Regions from separate parts of the Homo sapiens genome. Here region 2 is linked to region 1. Evidence: read pairs that join two places in POLR2A ChIA-PET (ENCODE). Cell type or tissue: OCI-LY7. All regions are shown on one strand. Links, peaks and the distances in the headings refer to the core of each region. The heading gives the core; the rest is flanking DNA.

Evidence for each region. Peaks named below come from ENCODE experiments on the same cell type or tissue, not always from the same donor. Only the 100,000 strongest peaks of a DNase experiment are listed, where the experiment ranks them.
Region 2: POLR2A ChIA-PET joins it to region 1 with 6 read pairs; 2 of 35 experiments call an interaction of 5 or more read pairs at or near these places.

The regions. Positions count from the first base shown.
Region 1 is chr10:79,185,631-79,196,251 of GRCh38, reverse strand. All of the region lies in intron 4 of ZMIZ1 (zinc finger MIZ-type containing 1), which reads right to left. Among named protein-coding and RNA genes, the nearest start is that of ZMIZ1, 120 kb to the right of the region's middle. RefSeq lists enhancers at 358-447, 5,518-6,052, 7,660-8,194, 8,195-8,730, 10,428-10,621. In OCI-LY7, for the core only: no CTCF peak of the experiment used is centred there; a DNase peak (open chromatin) is centred at 5,311; H3K27ac peaks cover 838 bases.
Region 2 is chr10:79,016,715-79,027,335 of GRCh38, reverse strand. All of the region lies in intron 5 of ZMIZ1-AS1 (ZMIZ1 antisense RNA 1), which reads left to right. LOC112268062 (a long non-coding RNA gene) reads left to right here and starts at 6,379. Exons shown (of 2, transcript XR_007062214.1): 1 at 6,379-7,421; 2 at 7,996-9,466. RefSeq lists an enhancer at 3,606-3,955 and a cis regulatory region at 3,645-4,145. In OCI-LY7, for the core only: no CTCF peak of the experiment used is centred there; DNase peaks (open chromatin) are centred at 3,955 and 4,595; H3K4me3 peaks cover 1,319 bases; H3K27ac peaks cover 1,213 bases.

The sequences.
Region 1 (10,621 bases), core at 2,295-7,294:
ACAGGGACAGCGCTGTGTCCTGTGTTTCTTAATAAAAGAACAAATGGCTAGCGGATTATGGAGGCACCTACAGGTGAGGTGACATTTTTAAACTGTTGAGGTCAATGATGGAGAACTGCGGTTACTAACCCCAGGAATGGAGGAGATGGAGGCTCCAGTCTCTGGAGTAAAAGGGTCAAAGGCCTAGAGAGCAAAGGGTCTCAGGCATAAAGAGAGGAAGGGTGCGCTGAGGGAGGCATGCAAGAGACAGCTTGTTGAGGGGCAGGCTGGGATCTTCCATTTGTTCTACACCTGCTATGTTCAGGCACCAGGCCAGGCCCTATGCAGTGCTAATTTTCTTCATCCTTAAAAGGCTCAGAGAGGTGAAGCAAATTGCCCAAGGTGACACAGCCGGAAAGCTGCTGGGCTGAGATTCAAACCCTCTACCTTTCCAGCTGTTAATGTGCTGTTCTTTGCACTCCCCATGACTGGCAGTCAGAGCTTCCTGGTAGTCCCCACCTCCGGCTGTGACTGGGCCCCAGGAGATGACCTTCTTGTTCCACCCAACCTGCCCAAATCCAGTCACTTACATCACTGGGCTCCCTGCACACCGGCCACCTTTGGGAGGTGACACGCACCTGGTGGCCAGCAGAGGTCGCCCTTCGCCACAAGAGCGCCACTCAGCTGGGCCGCTGCCTCCGCCTCCGGGCTCCTGGACTCCTTTAAGCCTTTACAAGTCGCTACAAATCCTCCGTGGCTGCAGCTCTATAGCCGGAGAGGCCGGGCTCCCGCCCAACAGATCACTGTCGGCCTGGCCCCAGGTGCACCCGTGGCCTCAGCCCTTCCTACTGCCCCTGAATGGGGGGTGAGACCAAGCAGGCTACCCCCATCCCGGCTCAGGACCCCCGCCATGTCTCCTGGTCAGAGCAGCCAGGAGCCATGCAAAGCTAATCAGCATGGGGGATCAGGACCCTGCTTTGCTGAGTGAATAGGGCAGAGAGCTGGACCTCCATTTCGCTGTCTGCAAAGCACAGGATCGGGCTGGCCAGCCTTTGGCAGCCTGTCAAATACCAGCCTCTTAGGATTCCCTGTGAGGAGCTCCGGCTGTTCAGAAAACACCATCCCCACAAGAGGAGAATGCCTGCTTTTGAAGCTGCAAAGCCTGTCCCAAGGCAGGTCCATGGGGAGGCTGAAGGCCCGGCAGCCCCGGGAGCTGTTCTTCCAGGGCAGCCCAAGGCCAAGACGCTGCCCCTTTCACAGCTCTGTGCTTCTTCTTGCACCTTACGCTTGGCTGGGCTTAGTTGGGCAAATGGAAGTTTTTGGATGGTAACATGGGGTCAGCTCGGTCTTCCCAACTCCCGTGGGACGTCTTTCGGGACCAAGCTTCCATTTACACTTCTCACCACCCAGCAGAGCGAGGGTGTCTATGCTTAGCGGCGCCTGGTGCAGAAGACTAGTTCAAGAAAAGTTAGCGGCTATTATGTATAGAGGGCTGCTTGGAGGATAGAACGTTGAGAGCTGAAAAGGCCTGGGAACACCTGCCTCATGCCCTCATGCAGCAGGGTGGGAAGCGGAGGTGGGGAGAGGAAGAGGACACGGAGGGCATCGTGAGCAGAGCTGGGCTGGAGCCCCTCTGACAGGTCCAAATAGAGCCCTGGATATCTCTGGGCTGCCAAGTCAGCAAGGAGAGAAGCATCTCAACGGTCTCAACGGCTGGGGGAGGCAAACAGCCCTCAGGGGGCTCCTCACTGGACACAGGGATGAGGTGCTTCTAGCTGCCCCACAGAAATGTGGAGCTCCACAGGCAGCTAGCTCCCAAGGGTGGCAGCCAACCGAACAGTCAGCTGTCCCAACACAAGTGTTTTATTTCCCACCTTTGAGGCCTCACTAGTTCATCAGTCCACATAATGCACACGCACCCAGAGAGAGGCGTCTGCACAGCACACGTGTGCATAGGCACATACACATGTGACCCCTTGCATACTTCACAGCAGGTATGTGCACATGCTGGATGCCAACACAGATGCACTTGAGCACACACATCTCATGACAGCTTGCACAGGCAAGTGGGGGTCCCCGGGGAGCTGTGTGAGCAGTGGTGTGCAGAAATGATTCAATCACCATGCACATCTGCAGCTTAGGTCCCCTGGGGCAAGCGGTGCCAGTGGCAGGAGTGGGCAGCTCTGCCTACAGCCCGCGAGCAGAGGCTGCGTTCCAAGACACAGCCAGAAGGGAAAGCCTAGGGGTCCAGAGGACATCCCAGACAGCCCCTTCATCAGCCTTAGACTCCCAAAGGGACAAACTTCATGAGCCCTGGGCTCAGCAATGACCTGCCAACCTGCACATGTCAGCATCAGTTGGGATCCTTTTCGGCCTGGCCCCTAGCCCTCACTACTCTCAGTCACATCCCTTGTCCCCAACGTGGGGCTGCTCCCTGCCTCCCGGACTGTGCTCTGAAGATCGCACCTCCATGTCTTTGCCTCTGACTGTCCCTCTGCCCGCAATGCCTGGACACCTCCCATCCATCAGGGTATGGCTCAACTGTCACTCTTTCGTGCTCTTTCTTGGTTTCCATCCCTATCCCCTCCATGTCGCTGTCACACACCCCCATCGTAGCAGCACTAGATGAGGGCTGACTCCTTGCAACTGTCTCTCCATCAGCTGGAATGTCTTCCAGTTACAGATCCCTTAGTCTAGCCCAGGGCTCCGTACTCAGCAGGTACTCATTAGATGGGTGAACAGGCAGGTGGACGCACGCCCATTGCTGGGTGTACATGAGAACCAGGGTGGTGAGAGCTGAAAAACCCATCACCCAGCCATAATCAGAAGATCCTAGGACTCAGAGAGACACTGGTTACCCCGTTGAGGGTTCCCAAAGAGAGATACATGTACTTCTGGTGGGATAACGATGACTTTAGAAGGTCCATGGACAAACCTTTTACATTCTCATAGTGAAGTTTTTGGACTGATGAGTTCATGAATGTTATTATTTAGCATGCAGTTAAATTAGGTAGCAATAGCAGACCTAAGTGAATTAAAGAATTGTTTTAAACATAGTATGAACGGAATGAAAGTGACCAAGGTTAGGCAAGCACTGATGTAGACTGATGACTTCCTCACCTTAAAGGTAATGAGTAGAAGCTCAGAGAGGTGTGGAAGCTGCCTGTGGTCACGTCGCAGGTGGCTCGCGCATTCCCAAACCTCGGTAGCCTGCACCAGGCACACGGGCTGGATGCAGAGGAAGAGGGTGGTGGTGAAGCAAGGACAGTAGGAGAGTGACTTTGTGCCCTACCTCAGGGAAGTCAGAAAGAAGGGCAGAGAGACAGGAGACGAGATGGGGAGAGGGATGGAAGAGGCAGCTCCGGGCAGCTGCACAGGGCCAGCTGCTTCCAGCTCTTAGCAGGACAACTGGAGCAGGCCCTCGGGCCAGCGTGAGTCATTGCACAGGGTGGGGCCCCTGGGTAGGCAGTGGTCCTGAGAGCCAGACCTCCTGGCTATGAGGTTGTGGGAGGGTATTTCACCTTCCTGAGCCTGCATCCTCATCTGTCAAGCAGGAAAGTCCATCTCCTCCCTGCCCCACTGTGTTGAGGAGCTGAGCAAATGAATACTTAGGGGACAGTGTTTTAAAAAGTGAAATTCTGCATTCGGACCACAACTCTTCAGAATTCAGTCCCTCCTTCCTCAACCAGGGCAGTGCTCCTGTGCCAAGACTTGACACGGCTCCACACTGCCCCACCAGAGTTCAGATGCTTTGGCTTGGCACTCAAAGCTTCCGGAAGGGTGGACCCACTTCTCTTCATGATCCAATCTCCCAACACCCATCCTTGTTCACGGGAACACCCATTGTCAATGCTGGCTAGTGGGATAACATAATGTAACCTTGGCATTTCAGAGTGGGGGCTTCATGACAGTCAGCCCCACACAGCTATGCCTAGCAACCTGCCCTGGGACACAGAAGTTAATTCAGAAGTGACAGTTTCCTGGGGAAACACTCAGTGATGTGGCCCTGACAAAGGGGCCAGCCCACTGACCCAACCCACACAGGGCTGGGATCCTAGCTGCATTTGGTGTGCCTTGTCTTTCTGGGCACATGGCACTTTAGAGGAGGCCATGCCCTTGAGGCCAAACCCCCCTGCCATCCTCTGGCCATACTCCAAATCCCTGACCTCACAGTGAACTTTCTCTGACAGCTTCTCTTCCCCAGAGGCAAAGGAGGGTTGGATTCAGCTCTGGAGAAGGCCCCTTGGGCTTTCTCTCATTCCCAAGGAGGCCACACCCCTACACTTTGTTTCCTCAGAGTGGAAAGAGGTACTGAACAACTATCAAACCTATATGTGCTAAACACTAGGTTCTCTATGTCACATCAGTTAAGCCTCAAAACTCTATATGCTGGTCCAATTATTATTACAGTACTACAGGTGAAGAAACAGAGGCTACTACAGATGAAGAAACTGAGCCTCTGAGAGGTGCAATGATTTGCTTAGGGTCACACTACTGACAACTGCCAGGATTTGAATCTAGGTCTGATTACAAAGCCCATGTTTTTCTGTATCATGTTTTCCATGGGAATATGGCAGACCTCCCTCAACTAGACACTGCCTTCCCCAGCCCCAACTTCCCTGAGTGAGAGGAAGGTGACTAGCACTGCTGTGGAGTGCTGAGGATGGTGAAGATAGGGAGTCACAGGCCCGTCCAGTGCTGGGCCCAGGCCACAAGCCTCTCCCAGGATAGCAGTGCTCATGCAGTGTCCCTGTCCTGGCTCTGCCTCAAGGCTCTTGTCTGTGACTCCAAAGGCTCAGATGCCATGAAGTGGGGAAGAGAGGGGTGAGAACAGTTACCCGAGGGCCCTTGGAGGATATAGGGAAGGATGTGACTGTAGACAGAGGCAGGACCCCCCCCGACCACCAGCTGGTGCCCTCTAGAAGGCTGTAAATACCTAGCAGATGTTCCTACACCCTGGCTCCAGGAATGGAGGTATTCTCCATTGTCCCCTCCCTACCCCCAGCTCCCCAAGGCTCCAAATCCCACCTGGCATTCTGCAGGAGCTCCAAATAGGGGCAGGATTAATGGCATCCCCCAGGAAGAGTTAGACAGAACTAGATCAGCCCTTAAGGACCAGCTGGCATAGGGATGGTAATGCTCTGGTATGCAAGAGGTGGAGGTGGCATCCATACAACCCTCCACCTCCCACACCCATAGCAGGCATGGCTAATCAATCACTGCACTCTCCCAGCCAATCCTCCACATACACTTCTGCACAGCCATTGTTAACCACCTGGTACCAACACATGAGATGAAGTCTTCTAGGTGGTCTATTTTTGAAAAGGCAGTGAACAGAGGCCAGAGAGGGGAGGGCTTAGCTTGAGGCCACCAAGCAGATCCACATGCAAACTTCCCGTTTCCTGACTTTGTGCTCTTTACCCTAAACTGAGAGTCACAGCCAGGTTCTTTTCAAGCTAAGAGCCTCTATGGATGGGTGGGCCTATTTCAAGCAACCTTATATCACAGTCTCACAGTAGCCTGCAAACAAGTATTATTTCAGTTTGTGGATGAGAAAGTTGAGGCTCTGAGTGGGTAGGTGATTTCTACCTAGCCACACAGGGGGTGTGAATGACCCAGGGCAGTGGCTGCTCCTCCTGAGCCCATGAGTGTACTCCTTTAGTTAGCTGCTCTTCACTGTTAGTATATATATATTTTTTAATTTCTAAAAAACCAAAAAATTGGGGAAACAGAGGAATCAGAAGGCAGACATTTACTTGAGCTAAAAGTGGTAGATGGAAAAACAATGAAAAGTCCTCATGGCTTAGATCTGGAAGTGATCTGGGATCTGCGCAGGCCTATCCTAACATTTACAGATGAGGAAACGGAGGCCTGAGGCAGGGAGCGTAGAGCAGAGCCTTGAAGGCCCCACTGTGGATCCGAGGCAGGGTCAGGGCCCACACCCAGGCCTCAGGAGCCCCAACTGCCCCAACCACATCCAGTCCACCCCTGCTGATGCCTGCCCAGGCCAGGCCTGTGGTCAGCCCACAGACAGCTCAAACGGGCCTGCCCTGGGGAGCTCCAAGCCGCCTTGGGGGTTGGGGTGGGGTAGGACAGGGTGCCCATGCCAAGTGTGATGGGAACAGGGGCTTGGCTCTTACTAGGAAGCAGCTATGCTTCTCCCTGCAGAGGCCCTGGGCAGCCCCCACAGCTCCCTATGGAGATTTCTAGCATCCCTAGATCCGGGGGTGGGAGCTGGGCTGAGGCTGGCACAGTGATTCATCAAGCTCTACTCTCCAGAAAGCCCATGGCATGGGAGGGGCGTGCGTCAGCTGGGTCTAGCCCGATCTTCATTTAGTGGAGTCTCTGGGTGTGAGGCTACTCAGGGGACTGAGCCACCTCGGCCCAAGAGCAGAGGGCCCTCATTCCTGAAACCCTCCAAGCACACGCTGGACACCCCACAGGCAATCCGAAAACACGCTTCCTGGCTGCCTGCTGAAAACCAACAGAGACAAAAATCACGCTAGGTGCTCCAAAGCTGCCTGGTGACTTGAAAGTCTAATGTGCACAGCACTCTACAGTTTACAAAGCACTTTGGTGTTATAACCTCACGAGTTGACCCATGTTTCACCCCATCTTAGATGGGCAGTATAGCTTAGTGGTTAAGGGCACCAGGCTGCCTGGGCTTGCATCCTGGCTCTGACACTTGCTGGCTTCTGTGCCCTGGGGCACAATGCTAGCCTCAGTATGCCTCAGGTCCCTCATCTATAAATAATAACAACAGTAACCATAATTGTACAACTTCATAGGCTGCTGTGCTGATTCACTGGGTTAGTGACTAGGAAACTTAGCCTCGCCCTGAGCAGGTGAACATTCACTCTCTAGAGTGCCCTGGTGGGTCTTATCGGCTCCATCAGAGGCAGAAGGAAGCTGGAGCCAGAGACTTGGGTGCCTGCGTGACAGAGTTAAACACCACCACTCTACAGGCCCTCTGGGAACCATACCATGAGCTCAACAGGGCGCCTCAGAAGTCCTGGGTGGTTGCAGCTGAGAGGGAGGCAGGGGTCCCATGCCATTGGCCAGAATGCCAGGTTGAGGAGCTGGAGGGACTCTGTTTTAGTGGCAAAGGACAGTCACAAATGTTCCAGAGGGAAGGATGGATTAGGGAAGGAGCTTTCGGACAAGTGAGCTCCTCCAGCAGTGGCCTCGATGCCCAGATGAAGTCTGCCTGGGCACCATCTCTAATAAAGACAGGAGATCAGAGAAAAGCCACACTGTGCTCTGGTGACTGGGACACCCCAGATGGCTCTGCCCAGATCTGTTTCTTGGAAACCAGGTCCCAGGAGGTGCTCCTGAGCGAAGCATTCCCGGTTAGATGAGTTGGGGAAAGCTGCATCTTCTGTCCTCCTCTGGGAGATCATGAAAGCACGCTTGCATGGGAAGGGCCTTACAAAATCTGGCTTTTCTCAGTGTTACTGGATGGCAAAAATGCTTTTTTCACTAAACACATTTTAAAATCCCACAGAACTAGTTTTCCCCAGGACTTGCTTTGAGAAATGCCGACCTAAAGGGAGTGGCCCAAGGGTGGAGAGGCTGGAGGAGAGACACAGAAGAGGCAAGGAGGGCCAGCTGGCTGGGTAAAAGACTGGGGGAGGGGATACTAGGGGGGTGGGGGACAGGAGGAAGATTCCTAGCTCCAAGCTGGGCTCTGGCCACAAAGGCGTGACCAGAAACAAAGACGTCTGTGCGAAGAGAAGCCACAGAAAGATCGGAATCCTGGATTCTGAATCCAGTATCATGTCCAGCTTCATGAAAGCCATGGCCACCTTGGATATACCCAACCAGCCACGAGCCTGCCTGAAGGCGCCCTGGGCTCCCTCCCCCAGCAAGACTGGCTCGGGGGCGGGAAGAGCGGCCCAGAACACTTCCTGGAAGGGCAAAGGCCAGAGTAGGAAGGTCACATGAGCTGCCTGAGGCGGAGATGACCCTCCCCTGTCCCATCCAAGCAATGACTGCAGCCAGAGGCACAGAAGCCAGGGTGTGTGCAGGCCCAGGTGGCCCAGGCAGCAGGCAGGATTCTCTACCTGAGGCCCTAGAGGTGGGTGGCCCTCCTGCAGTCACACTGACATCTCCATTCATAATTCTGAATAGTAACAAGAACAATAGGCGTGTCCTTCATTATGTACTACGTCAGGCAGCATATTTGGTATTTTATGTGAATTATCTTTATAACAATATAGCCGAAGGTAGAATGAATGAGTGGCACCATCTACAGATGGGAAAACTAAGGCTGAAAATAACTAAGGAACTTGCCCAAGATCAGAAGATGGCAAAGCTGAGATCCAAACCCAGATCTATCAGACTTCAAAGCCCAGTAACTATACACAAAACCAAGCTATCTCCACACTATTCTGGGGCTGGGGAACAGGGAAGCTGAGTGGCAGACTGCGCGGGTTCCGGCTGCCCAGAGGGAGGCCCTTGGGTTCATTCATTCTCCAGGCGCTGCCCTGGGTCAGCTCTGCACCGCCTGTGCTCAGCCTGGGAGGGACACAGGACACAAGGTGTGTCCTCAGGAGGATCCTGGCCTGGGGGTCCCAAGCATGCCAGCATGCATACTGCACTGTGGACACATGGCTCACCTCTCTGTGCCCATTTCCTCAGCCCCAGAAGGAAGGGGCTGATCAAGATGTCACTCATTTCTCCCTGTACCCCAAACCTCTGAGGATGGCTGGGGTGCTGAGCTTTCCGGGAGCCCACTCGCTGCACCAGGCCCCTTTGCATACATCATCCCATCGAATTCTCACTCCAGCCCAGCAAAGTGGGCACCACAGCTCAGACTTCACAGAAGAGGAACCTGAGGCCCAGAGAGGTTACACAACTCGCCCAAGGTCACACAGCTGGGCAGTGAGGTTGCTGGGACCGGAACTTGGCTTTAGCTCATTTCAAAGGTTCCAGCCTAATCACGCAGCTATACTGGCAGTGTCCGCCGGGCTAGAGCCAGGCATGGGAGAGGGAATTTCTGCTTGGCCCAGGCCATATTGTGGTGTGACTACAGCGCTCAGACCCTGGACTCCATGGCCTTGATGAAGTGGGGACGGGGTGAGATGATTCCTAAGGCATCTTCTAGCTTTAACACTCTTGCAGGAGGCTGGGGAAGAAAGGATTAAACAAAAAGAGTAAGATGACATCACTGATTTCCAGAAGCCTAAAATCCAGGTGAAGGCAGACAAACAGTACCAACCTACCTGCTGGGAGTGCCTACCAGAGGGCTAGACTGCAGAGGCCAGGCTGGGGATCACCCCACAGGCTTCCTGGAGGAGGAGAGGTGGAGCCAGGTGCCAAGGGCCAAGGGGGCATGGCCTCCAGCAGGGGCAGTGTGGCTGGGCAGATGGTTAAGAGAGTGGGCAGGGAAAGCCCGTCTTATTTTGGAAATAAAACCACATGCTCAGTGCCCCTTTGACCAGTCAGCCTGGCGGGTGGCACGGGGTCCTTCTTAAGGGAGAAGGTATTGAAATGAAGCAGGACTCTCACCATTCATCTGCTTTTTAATTAACTCACTCTGCTGCCTTAAGTGATTCCCTGCTCACGCTCATTCTTTTGAAAATTCCAAAGTGCTACTTCTGACCTGTGATTTACTATTGCTGTACGTCTCTATAAGCAGTGTTTTAGCTTAAGTGGCAGTTGCATATTAATTACAAAGTTAATTATGTGCTGTGTAATCATGCTGTAATTCATTAGTTTATACTCTGAGAGCCTCATGCTAATAGCAAGATCTGACAGGATTTCGGGAATCAACAAGAAAGACCCGCTGGAAATCCCAAATGGGGCTAAAAAACACTGGAGGCCCCACCAAGCCCCTTCCTGCCCAGGGCTTCTAGCAGGCACACAGCCTGGGACACGCCAGTCTGTGGGGGCCGGTGAAAAACCCCGGTGGGTCATGTTTTTCTCCTGTGGAAGTGCAAGGACAGGAAGAGAATTTGTTTAAAATTACTTACGGAACAGAGAGTCACTTCGAGGTAAAAAATTAACTGCTTAGATCACCCAAAGTGACCCTGAGAGCACAGACCATGGGACAGACCAGGGGAGGGCTTGGACAGGATCCAGGGCCAGGCAGTTGTTCAGATGGGAAGACCCAGGCCCAAAGGGCGTGGGTGGTGGGTGTGTGTCTGGTATTTGGACCCAAGTCTCTTCACACCCTTTCCCTCCTCTACAGTGCCCTCAAAAACATCCAGGGACCTGAAAGTGAACACTGGCCACATTTCTCTCTTCCTTCTTTCCTGTTTGGTTTTGTCTCCTAACAGTAACTCTTGGGGTCATCGGGCCTGGCTGGGACTCCTCGCTACTCCTTAGACAGCCTCGAAACCTCCTGAACCAGGTGAGAGTTCCAGCCTCCCTGTACAGGGAGCAGATGATGGACAGGAATGGACACAGACACTCCAGATGCTGCCCAAACCTTGACTGCTCCAGGGTTATTCCAGGGGGATTCTTTTCTAAAACCATCTCTTCCAAGGTCCAGTGTTGTCAGCAACTGAAGATTCATCCACAATCCTCCAATGGCATTTAAAAGTCAAAGTGAGTAAAGACAGGCCTGCTCCAAAAACCCTCCCTTCACTCTCAACTCTGCAAATCTGTGGATCAAATTTCAAGCCACTGTTGAGGGAGG
Region 2 (10,621 bases), core at 2,554-7,553, 170 kb after region 1:
CTGGATCCCCTTGGCGGCACACCTCTACCCACACAGCTCTCCCACCTACACAGTCGCACGTGACCTACATAGACACGCTGTCTCCCAACACCCACCTGTGGGGCCTGCTGCCCACACCTGCCCCATGCATTCACAGTCATGCACACCTTCACACACCTTGCATGTACACGTACACATGTACTTGCCCCTTGCCAGGGCTCATGCTGAGGGCTTCCTTAGTGTTCCCTAGGCAGGTGGTGCCAGTGTGGATGGCCTTAGGAGGATTCTGAGGACAGATGGACCATTATCTGGAGTTCTGGTTGGTTGGTTGGTTGGTTGGTTGGTTGGTTGGTTGGTTGGAGTTCTGGCCAGGGAATTGGTGCACCTGGATTCCAGGTCTAAATTCACTGCCCACGGCGCACCCTGGATAAGTCCCTTTCCAGATTCAGATCTAGGTTTCCTCATCTGTGAGGTGGGAATAATGCCAACTCTAGTGGATGTTTCCGGGATCCAATCTAGAGCTGTCACAGATGGGAACATGCTTTGTGGACACAGAGAGGATCAGTTTGTATTATCCTTGTTCTGCTCACCGCCATCATTATTGTTGACTGCCCAGGTCCTTTGGGGCGCCGGGAAGCCCTGCCCTTGTGCTGGAAAAGCTTGGTTTGATCCTGGTAATCTTGAGCATTTGGCACCCCCACCCCTGCCCCAAATCACTGCAGCCCTGCCAGGGTCCAGCTCCTCACCCAGGCTGCCCTGCAACGAGCCTGTCCAGATGAGCAGCACCCTGGGGTCCCCCGTGCCCCCCAGCCAGGCCCTGCCCACCTCTTTGGGTCACACCTATGTCTGCCTCCACCAAGGGGGCCGTTACTACTCTCGGGGGGCCAGGAGCAGCTCCACGATGAAGTAGGGGTTGCTGGGGTGGGCGGGGACAGCGAGGAGTGCCCATGTGGCCTGGGACTGTGTGGGTGTGCATGACTGTGGGTGCTCGTGTCGAGGGGGGTGTTGGTGGGGATCAGGGAGTATGAGTGTGTGTGTGGTGTGTGTAGCTGTGTGAGCAGGGATGCAGCCTGTGTGGCTGTGTGAATGTGTGGGGTGCGTGAGTGTTGGGGCCATCTGAGAGTGTGAGGCTTGTGTGTGCCAGTGTCCCTTTTGGTATCTGAGAGTGGTAATGTAGTGTGTGTGTGTGTGTGTGTGTGTGTGTGTCTGGGTTATGGTGGTGACTCTGGGGTACTTGGGGATGTCAGTGTGGAGGCTTTGTGTGTGGGTCTATGTGTGTGTGTGTCCATCTTTCTGTGTGTGATGTGTCTGCATGTGTCTGTGTATGTGTTTATACTGTGTGGTGTGTGGCAGGTCTGTCTGTGGAGTGGGAGTGTGTGTTTGTGTGTGTGTGTGTTTGTACTGTGGTGCGTGTGTGAGAGTGTCTGTATACCTATGTTACACACAGTAAAACTATGTGTCTGTATCGCGTGTGGCAGGTCTGTCTCTGTGTTTGTACTGTGTGTGTGTGCATGCTTGCATATGCATCTGTCTACATATGTCTGTACGGTGTATGGCAGGTTTGTCTGTCAGGTGGGAGTGTGGGTGTCTGGACGGGAGGCTGTGGTGCGGGTGTGGGGTGTGGGTTTCTCTGTCGGGCGTGTGAGTGTGAGTGCAGCGTGTGTTGTGTGTGTGAGGGGGTGGTGTGGTGAGGCGGCAGAGAGGCTGGCAGGCAGGCGGTCAAGGTGCTCCCCCCGCACTTCCCTGTGTGCAGTGGCTGGGCTGACAGCCGGGCGGAGAAGAAAACTAGACGTCAGGGAAATCAGTCAGAGACAAATCGATTCCCTTTAGAGGTGAGAAAAAGCAGATGCCACGGCTGCTGGTGGCCTGTTAGGCTCTGAGCCACATCCCTCGCAGCCCTCCCCCACTCCTGTGCCGCCAACACCGCCCCCCCAACCCTGTGCCTTTGTGCTGGGCCTGCTGCCTGGCAGCCGCACCAGCCCTTCCTGCAGCAGGACCCCGCCTGCACAGAGCCCACGCTGGGCATGTGTGTGTCAGTGTGTGCCTGTGGGTGTGTGCATGCCTGTTTGTGACTGGGGGAGTACAGACGTCATTGTGGGCCTCAGCTGACGGCCCCACCTTGCAGACTTCAGAGACTTCAGTTGGTCCCCCACTTGCTAAGGACAACGAGGGAGCTGGACCAGGGATGGGTGTAAGAGGAGCTGTCCTTGGGCATCACTGGTACCCCAGCCTTCTCCCTGCATGAACATCAGGCCTCAGCAGCATCGCTCCTTCCTGTAGCCTAGTGAGGAAAGCCTATTCCCAGATCCAGCTCTCTGCCGAGCTGGCCCAGATCAGCTGCTGGAGCCTCAGACTCTAGTAGGGGGCAAAGACCAGCCTTGTGGCCTCATCCCTACAGTGGAGCATGGGGCGTCTCTGGACCTGGGAGCCTGACCCAGCTGCCGGCAGAGCTGCTCCTGCAGGATGGGGCCCTGACCCCTTCCTGGGCCTTGCTGACACCTCTGCTGTCAGGTCACTCCCCTTCTCCAGGTCCCCTCCCCCACCACTCCCTTTCCCACTTGGTGGCAACAGCCAAAATCTATCAGGAAACAAGGGCTAAGCCTGCTGTTGCACAGAAGCTCTGTTTTCAGAGTTATCCCAGGCCCTCCTAGCCTGTATCTGTTGTCACTCACTCCGCATAGTTACTGAGCACTTGTTCTGGGCCAGGCTCTGAATTCAGCAGTGAGCCCCCCAGGCCTGCCTTCAGGGAGCCTCGCATCTAGCTGGGGAGATACATCATGCTTCCAGCTGGGACTGAGAAGTACAGGGTGGGAAGAGAGGGTATAAAGGGTCCCCACACCAGACCTGGCCTCATCCTTGCCCAGACTGCTGGGCTCCAACCTCTTCTTCTGCAGGCTCCCAGCGCTCACTCAGGCTGCTGCTTCTATAGGCAGGGCCTCCCCACCTTTCTGCTTGCCCACCTAGCTCCTGCCCAGGGGGCTCTCTTGGAGCTCTGAGCGCGGCTGCCACCTCTTCTCCACACTCTACCCTGTCTGGGACGGGAGGCTCTGCAAGGCCAGTGGCCCCATCTTTCTTCCTTTGCAGGCCAGCCAGGCTTTTTCTGGCATGGATGCCCCACTGTTTGAGTGTGAAGTGTTTGAAGCTGGAGCTGCTCAGTTATCAGACAGTAGAAGAGGTGGCTATTTCAGGGGCTTGGATTCTGTGATGTCCATACCCCACGAATGCCCCTCTCTGACCCCCCCCCCCTCTGTCTACCCTTGAGACCCTGCTCTCAGCTACCTACTGTCAGGCATACTTGACATATCTCAGCTCACTCTGGAATCAGGAACTTGCATTGACAGACCTGTATTTCCATCCCTGGCTCTCCTACTGCTGGCTGTGTGTCCTGAGACAGGCACTATACCTCTCTGGGCCTTGTTTCCTCTCTGGCTAAAGGGATGAAGATTCAGGCCCTGCTCTCCACTGAAGAACTCAGGACAGGTGGTGGGTACAAGAGAGCTGCTGGGAGTAACAGACGTTTTGGTGACTGGTGTTCATGGGGAAGACTCCTGGAACCCTTTCCAACCCCCACCCCTGGCCTGGATTCCCTGTGTCTAGCCAGATGGGAGAGGCCAAGGATCGATCTACAAACATTGATTGAACCAATTCTGGACCAAACCCTGTTGTGGAGACAGCACTTGGCACAGAGCCCATGGGATGTGTTGAAAGAAATGACTTCTGAGAAGAGGAGTGGACGGTTGTGTGGATGTGGGGTTGCTGGATGGCCCCTCCCCCCAGGGAGCTTACACTCTCACTGGGACCGGTTGGACAGGACAGGAGAGTGGGCTCTGGTTCCAGTTCTGCTTCTGACCTGCTCCTGGCCTTGCTGTTCATCCCTCAGTAAAACTGAGAGCTTAAGCTCTGTGACCTTGGAGACCATTTCCTGCTGTGATATTAATACCACCGCTAATAATGACAGTAGCAGTCGAGGGAGGAGCAAGCATGCTAATATTAGCCACACCTGTTGAGGGCCCGGCACACGCCAGGCCCTTACATATGTGATGATGTCAGTCCTCGTGATGAGCTGCACTCAGCATCTCCACGTTGACTGCGAGGGACCGCTGGATCCCAGAGCCAGGACAGAACTCAAGGCTATTTTGGTTGGGAAGAAAAGAGGTGTTCAGCTGACCTCAAGTACGGGAGGGTTGAGTGAAACGAGCATCATTGTGGGAACCTGGGTGAATCAAAGCAGTGGGTTGCAGACAGAGCTGGGACTGCAGTGTGGAGCTCCAGGGAGCCAGAGGCACCCTGTGCATCTGCCACAAGTCCCTGAAGCTGCAGTCCTGGCATCATCCCCAGGTACCTCCGTCTCCGCTGCTTCTCTGCTTCTTCCTGTTGCACGCCGTCTCCTGCATTCATTTCTTCCTGTGTATCTGGCCTGGACCTCAGCCCCTGCTCCTTATAGACGTGGCTGCTCTGCGGCCCTAACTCCTCCCTGGCTTCCCTCCAGGCCTCCTTACAGGCCCTCTCCCTCGGCTGCCTGCCCAGTTCACCGTGCATAGCCCTGTTGCTCCCCTCAATCCCTGCCGATTCCCACACCACCGTTTGCCTCTGGATTGGTTGCCCACTAGTCAGGTCCCGCCCTTCATCCAATCAGCTGTGGTGGGCGGGACACTTCCTCCAGCCGTCCTCAAGCCTGGCCTCAGGACCCTGTCACATTCTGAAAAGTTGTTGACGACCCGAAAGAGCTTTGGTTTAGGCAAAATATTGTTAAATATCTCTGGATATTTACCACATTAAAAATTAAAACTGAGAAATTACAAAATATTTTTTAATTCTTTAAGAACAACAAGAATAAACACTACACATGAACGTATATTTTTCATAAAAAATAACTATTTTCCTAAAACAAAGAAAGTTGAGCAGAAGAGTGACATTCCTTTAGGTTTTTGTGAATCTCTCTGGTGATTCACTTCAGAGGAGGCAACTGGGTTCTCCTGTGTGCTTCTTTCTGCATTCGACTTCTTGAGAGCCGCGTGGTCTTGAATCCTCTAGAAAAATGCCACAGTATGCTTGCATCAGACAGCGTAAAAGGCAAATACTGCCTTCTAGCTTTGCAGGCTCTCGAAGAAAAGCAGTGACTCAGGTGGTGCCTGAAGCCCTGCAGGGCCTCTTGGGTGTGCGGTGATCTTCCTTACCCTGAGGAAGGCCAGAGGAACCCAGCAAACAGCCTAGCCTAGGCAGGGCACCGGGTTCCCAGAGCTCAGCCGTCCAGTGGTGGAACTTTGAGCTGGACTGGGGGCAGCCGGGGCTAAGAACAACTTCCTGGGGGACGCAGTAGGTAAATGAAGCCATGAAAAATGAGCATTTAGGGGAGGCAGAAGGGAAAGGAGAAGTTTTCCAGGCAGTAGAAAATGATTGGGCACATCTTCAAAGTGGGAAAGTGAGGCATCGAGCCAAGGCTGGCTGAGACCTTGACGCCCCAAGTACTGACAGGATCATGGTGGTGTCCAGTCCCACCCTGCGTAGCTCAACATCAAGTTTATTTTCCATAGTGACGCTAAGCTTCCTTGCAAGTTGAAGTTAAAATAGCCTCTTTCTAGGTTCTGGATTGCAATCTTGTGGGTAAATGCACAGATGCTGGACCGATCTCATTTTTTTGATGCCATGCTGCATTAGCACCCAAGGGATGGGCTCCCTCTGCCTCTCAGGTCATGTATGGGCACTAAGGGTGAATGATGAGTAGGGTGGGTGGGGATGGGGGCCCTGAAAAGAACCTGGCAGCACCCCTAGAGCACCTGTGATTCAGGGCACCCCGTGCCAAGGGAGCAGCCTGGCCCGGAGCTGCCCTCTCAGCGGGGAGGAAGTAGAAGCCTCAGCCCAGCCTGGAACCTCCAAATCTGGGCGGGGAGTGTGAACCACCTTCCCTGCAGCCTCCAGTCTTTCCGCTTCCTTGTGGGGTGTGGACTTTGGAGGCTGATGGAAGGGTGCTGAGGAGGGGATGACCTTCACCCAAACAGAGAACTAGAGGACATGGGCTTGGTCAAGAGTGGAGGTCTCAGGGTTACGTGATGGTCTGTGGAACCACTGACAGTGTAAACTCCAGCCCTGCCTCTTATCTGTGCCTCAGTTTTTTGCTTGTTTGTTTGTTTTTGAGACAGAGTCTTTCTCTGTTGCCCAGGCTGGAGTGCAGTAGTGCAATCTCAACTCACTGTAACCTCCACCTCCCAGGTTCAAGTGATTCTCCCGCCTTGGCCCTCCGAGTAGCTGGGATTACAGGCATGCCCCACCATGCCTGGATAATTTTTGTATTTTTAGTAAAGATGGGGTTTCACTATGTTGGCCAGGCTGGTCTTGAACTCCTGACCTCAAGTGATCTGCCCACCTCGGCCTCCCAAAGTGCTGGGATTATAGGCGTGAGCCACCGCACCCTGCCGATGCCTCAGTTTTCTTATCTGTAAAGCAAGGATGATGGCACCCAACTCCTGTGGGTGACTGTAGTAAAGGCTAAATGAGATCATAGGAATCAGGCATTTCGTGCAAAGCATGGGGCCAGCTCCACGAGGCATGAGCTTTGTTTCATCTCTCCTGTGCAGTGCTATAGATCAGGTCCTGGTTCATAGGAATTGCTCAATCAAATATTTTGGAGAGAAAAGTTAATAAATAAACATATCAGTGGCTCAGGTAATGTCAGTTCCTTCTCTAGGCAAGACCTAATCCATCTACCTTGTTTTACAGATGGGAAGATAAGACCCAGAAAACAGAAAGGACATGTTTAAGGCCATGCAGCAAGTTAGTGCCTGACCTGAATATTGAAGTGAGGCCCTACTACCATCAGCCATGGGAACCATGGCTGGATGGGTCCCAAGCAATGAAGACCTTCTGGGTGTCTAGGGGAGAGGTTTGGGCCCTCCTCCATGTGCGTGTGTGTGTGCGCGTGCAAGTGTGTGTGTCTGGGAAGCCAGAAGATTACACTCTTCTTTCTAGGCCTTCTAGCCCTTGCTGGAAGGCCTGTAGTGAGTGGATGGCCTGCCTTACCCTCTGCACATCCCGCCCTGTTTATTGAGATTTCCATCCAGCCTGAACTCCTGTGGGGAGGTGTTATCTTCTGGACCAGAGCCCTATCTGCCATGAAGCCATTGTGGTGTCACAGGGGCTTCTGAGAGATCCCAGGCTGGAGACGGAAAGCAGAAGATTTGAAGTGGTGGGAGGCAGGGGCTGGTGTCATAACACACTTTCCACCCCTGGGCTGGGAGGGGCACTCCCTCCTGCTGAACTCTCCCAGGCCAGTGACCTCATCTTGCTCCTGTGCTTGTTTTCCAAAGGGTGTTGTAAGTTGACTGTCTGCTTTCTTCCACAACACTCAAAGTGTGGCCTGTGGAGCAACAGCTTCAGCCACAGCTGGGAGCTGGTTAGAAGTGCAACATCTCAGGCCCCACCCTAGAACATTAACATCTCTGGAGGTAGGACCCAGGAATCTGTTTCACAAGTCCTCTTCTGATGCTTAGAAAAGTTTAAACATCACTGCTTTACTCTATTTCTCGACAAAAAGATGACATTCAGTTTGGCTAGAATTAAAAGGGGTGGGTGTTTCCTGGCAGGTTTTAGAAACCTATTTAAATGGTTCCATTGTCCATTCATCCATCCATCAACCCATCCAACCATCCAGCCAGCCATCCACCCTCTTTTCATTCAACAGACATTCAGCTGCACTCGGGAGTTGAAAGGGGAAGGCTCGGGACCCTGGGCTCCTCCAGCTTGCCGTGAGACACCACTGTGTGGCAGAAGAGGTGGCCTCTGTCCCCTTTATCCTCCAAGTGTACCTGTGGTCTTCAGGCCGGTCACTTGCTTGAATCTGAGTGTGTGTCTCTGATCTATAATCCTAAAAAAGCTACCTAATGCAGGTGTCCAAGAGGGAAAGGGGAAGGAATTGCATGCACTTGGTGTCTATTGTGTGCCAGGTGTGTTCACACGTGTTATGACCTTCCACTCTTCCAGCTGCCCTTCATACTGGATAGCATTATTCTTATTTTACAGAGAAGAATATTGAGGATCAAAGAGACCAAGACTGCAAGCGTAAAAACTAAGATTGGAACCAAAGCCAGTTCTTCTTGATCCCAGGGTCTGCGCCCTTCTTCTGTTCCATGTTTCATTGTTCTTGGTGGACCTGGGGATCAATAGCTAGAAGTTAAAGGACAAACTGATTTGGGAAGTGCTTCCAGTGCTGTCTTGAGTGATGTCTAGAGATTAGCAGACTGGCTGTGAAGTGGTGAGCTGCCCATCACTGGAACCGTGCAAGCAGAGACTGGTCATGGTGATCACGGTGTTGGTCCTGTGTGAGTGTGATGTGGGGAAGAATTGAGACCAGATGACCTTTGAGGGCCTTCTGCTGTCTGAGGCGGGCCTGCTTGGGCCTGCTCCCAGGTCAGTGCCCCATGGATGGAGCCTCTGAAGCCAGCTGCTCATTATCTGTGGATCCTCTGCGGGGACACTGCCAGCTCCCAAACAGGAAACATGTCCAGAAATCTGTAATTAGAGCTGGGAGCCACAGGCCTGAGAGGTGCCTGCTGCAGCTTCAAGTGCAGACACGCCACCCTGGTTAAGTCCCTGGGAGAGAACCCAGTGAGTCAGGCCCTCAGATCTTCTCCCTGCCTGTGGCACCCCCGCCCCACCCCATTCCCCTTGGAAGGAAACCTGCTTTGGCCAGGAACCTACTGGGTGAATGGGTTTCATATACATTCTCTCCTCTGTTCTTCCCCAGAACCGTGGGAGAGAGGAAACATCTGCCATGATGCAGGCAAGGAATGCAAAGCTCCCAGACATCATGTGGCTCACTCAAGGTCACCCTACTATGGCCCTTGCCTTTCTGAGTGCCTGGTTTGACCTCTTGATCCCTCCAGGGGAGAACGTCACAGTCAAAGGAGGGGTGCAAGAGGCCAGTGGCACACAGAGAGGTCTGTGTGGGCCTGAGTGGCTCCTGGGTCTTCCCTGACTGACCATAACGCCTTTCAGCCTTTCTGAATCTGCCATGAAGGGACGGGTCCTTGCAGTGTTCCTCTGCCAGGCTGCCTGGCAACCCATGGCAATTGTGGTGGTGTTAAAACATGGCCACAGGCCAGGCACGGTGGCTCATGCCTGTAATTCCAGCACTTTGCATAGGGTATGGCAGAAGAGACCCTAAGTGAGTAAAGACCATGCCCCTGCAAATTATACTTTGTTTGCTGGAACACTCACTCTTGGAGCCCTGAGCCACCATGTAAAGAAGTAGGAAGATTCACTGTCCTGAAGCTGCCATGTTGTGAGGAAGCCCAAGCCACATGGAGGGGCCATGTCTAGGTGCTCCAGTCAACAGTCCCAGCTGAGCTTAGCCATCTAACATCCCCAGCTATTTTAGTTTTTCCTGAAATCCCAGAAATCATGGAATAGAGACAAATCTCTCCTGCTGTGCTCTGTCTGAACTGCTGACCCACAGAATCTGGGCACATAATAAAATTATTTTGTGCCATTAGGTATATAGTTGATTTGTTATGCAGCCATAGATAACCAGGACAGCTATGCCAGCTATGAAGTGCCATGCAGTCATCTCGGGGGTCCCACTCACAACATCTCCCCATACTCCTAGGAAGCTGGCTGGGCTCAACTCTAAGTGCAAAGCATTGTGCAAAGGGAAGGGCATGAAACTGGGGGGCCCTGCATCTCCTGGGGGTTAGAGTACTGAACTTCCTCCACCCACTGCCTTCTCAGAGATGAGCACCCTACATCTGGATCTGCCTCAGGCCCTCTTGTATATGACTAAGAATATTGGCTTGGTGTGGTGGCTCATGCCTGTAATCCCGGTACTTTGGGAGACTGAGGCGGGAGGATCCTTGAGCCCAGGAGTTTGAGACCAGCCTGGGCAACACAACAAGACCCTATCTCTACAAAAAATAGAAAAAAATTGGGCGGGCGCAGTGGCTCACGCCTGTAATCCCAGCACTTTGGGAGGCCAAGGTGGGCAGATCACCTGAGGTCGGGAGCTTAAGACCCCATCTCTACTAAAAATAAAAAATTAGCCCGGTGTGGTGGTGCATGCCTATAATCCCAGGTACTTGGGTGGCCGAGGCAGGAGAATCGCTTGAACCCGGGAGGCAGAGGTTGCAGTGAGCCGAGATGGTGCCATTGTACTCCAGCCTGGGCAACAAGAACAAAACTCCATCTCAAAAAACAAAAAACAAAACAAAACAAAACAAAAGCAAAAGAAAAAGATTAGCCCCGCCACCTCTTCAGAGCTGTGAGCTCTTGGGCAAGTTACTGAACTCAATTTCCTTGTCTGTAAGATGGGGATGAAAAATACCTACTCTGAGGGTTATTGTTAAGAAGTGCCCAGCACACAGTCAGTGCTGTGATCAGTGTAGCCCATTACTATTGCCCCAAAGTCACCTTCTTTCTGGACCCTGGTACCATCTCCATGTGCACAGGACTTTATAGTAAGTATTCCCTAGTCCTCCCAGTAATCCTGCGGGGCAGGTCAGCATCATCCCCACTGCAGCTCCAGGGGACATGGCCCCATGGCCAAGGTCTCAGATATGGACCCTGAGCTTGGGGCTATTTCTGCTGTTGTTGAGCCTCTTCTGGGATTTTTCTCCACATTCTCTGCTGGGACTCCTGGCTGACTTGCCCAGTC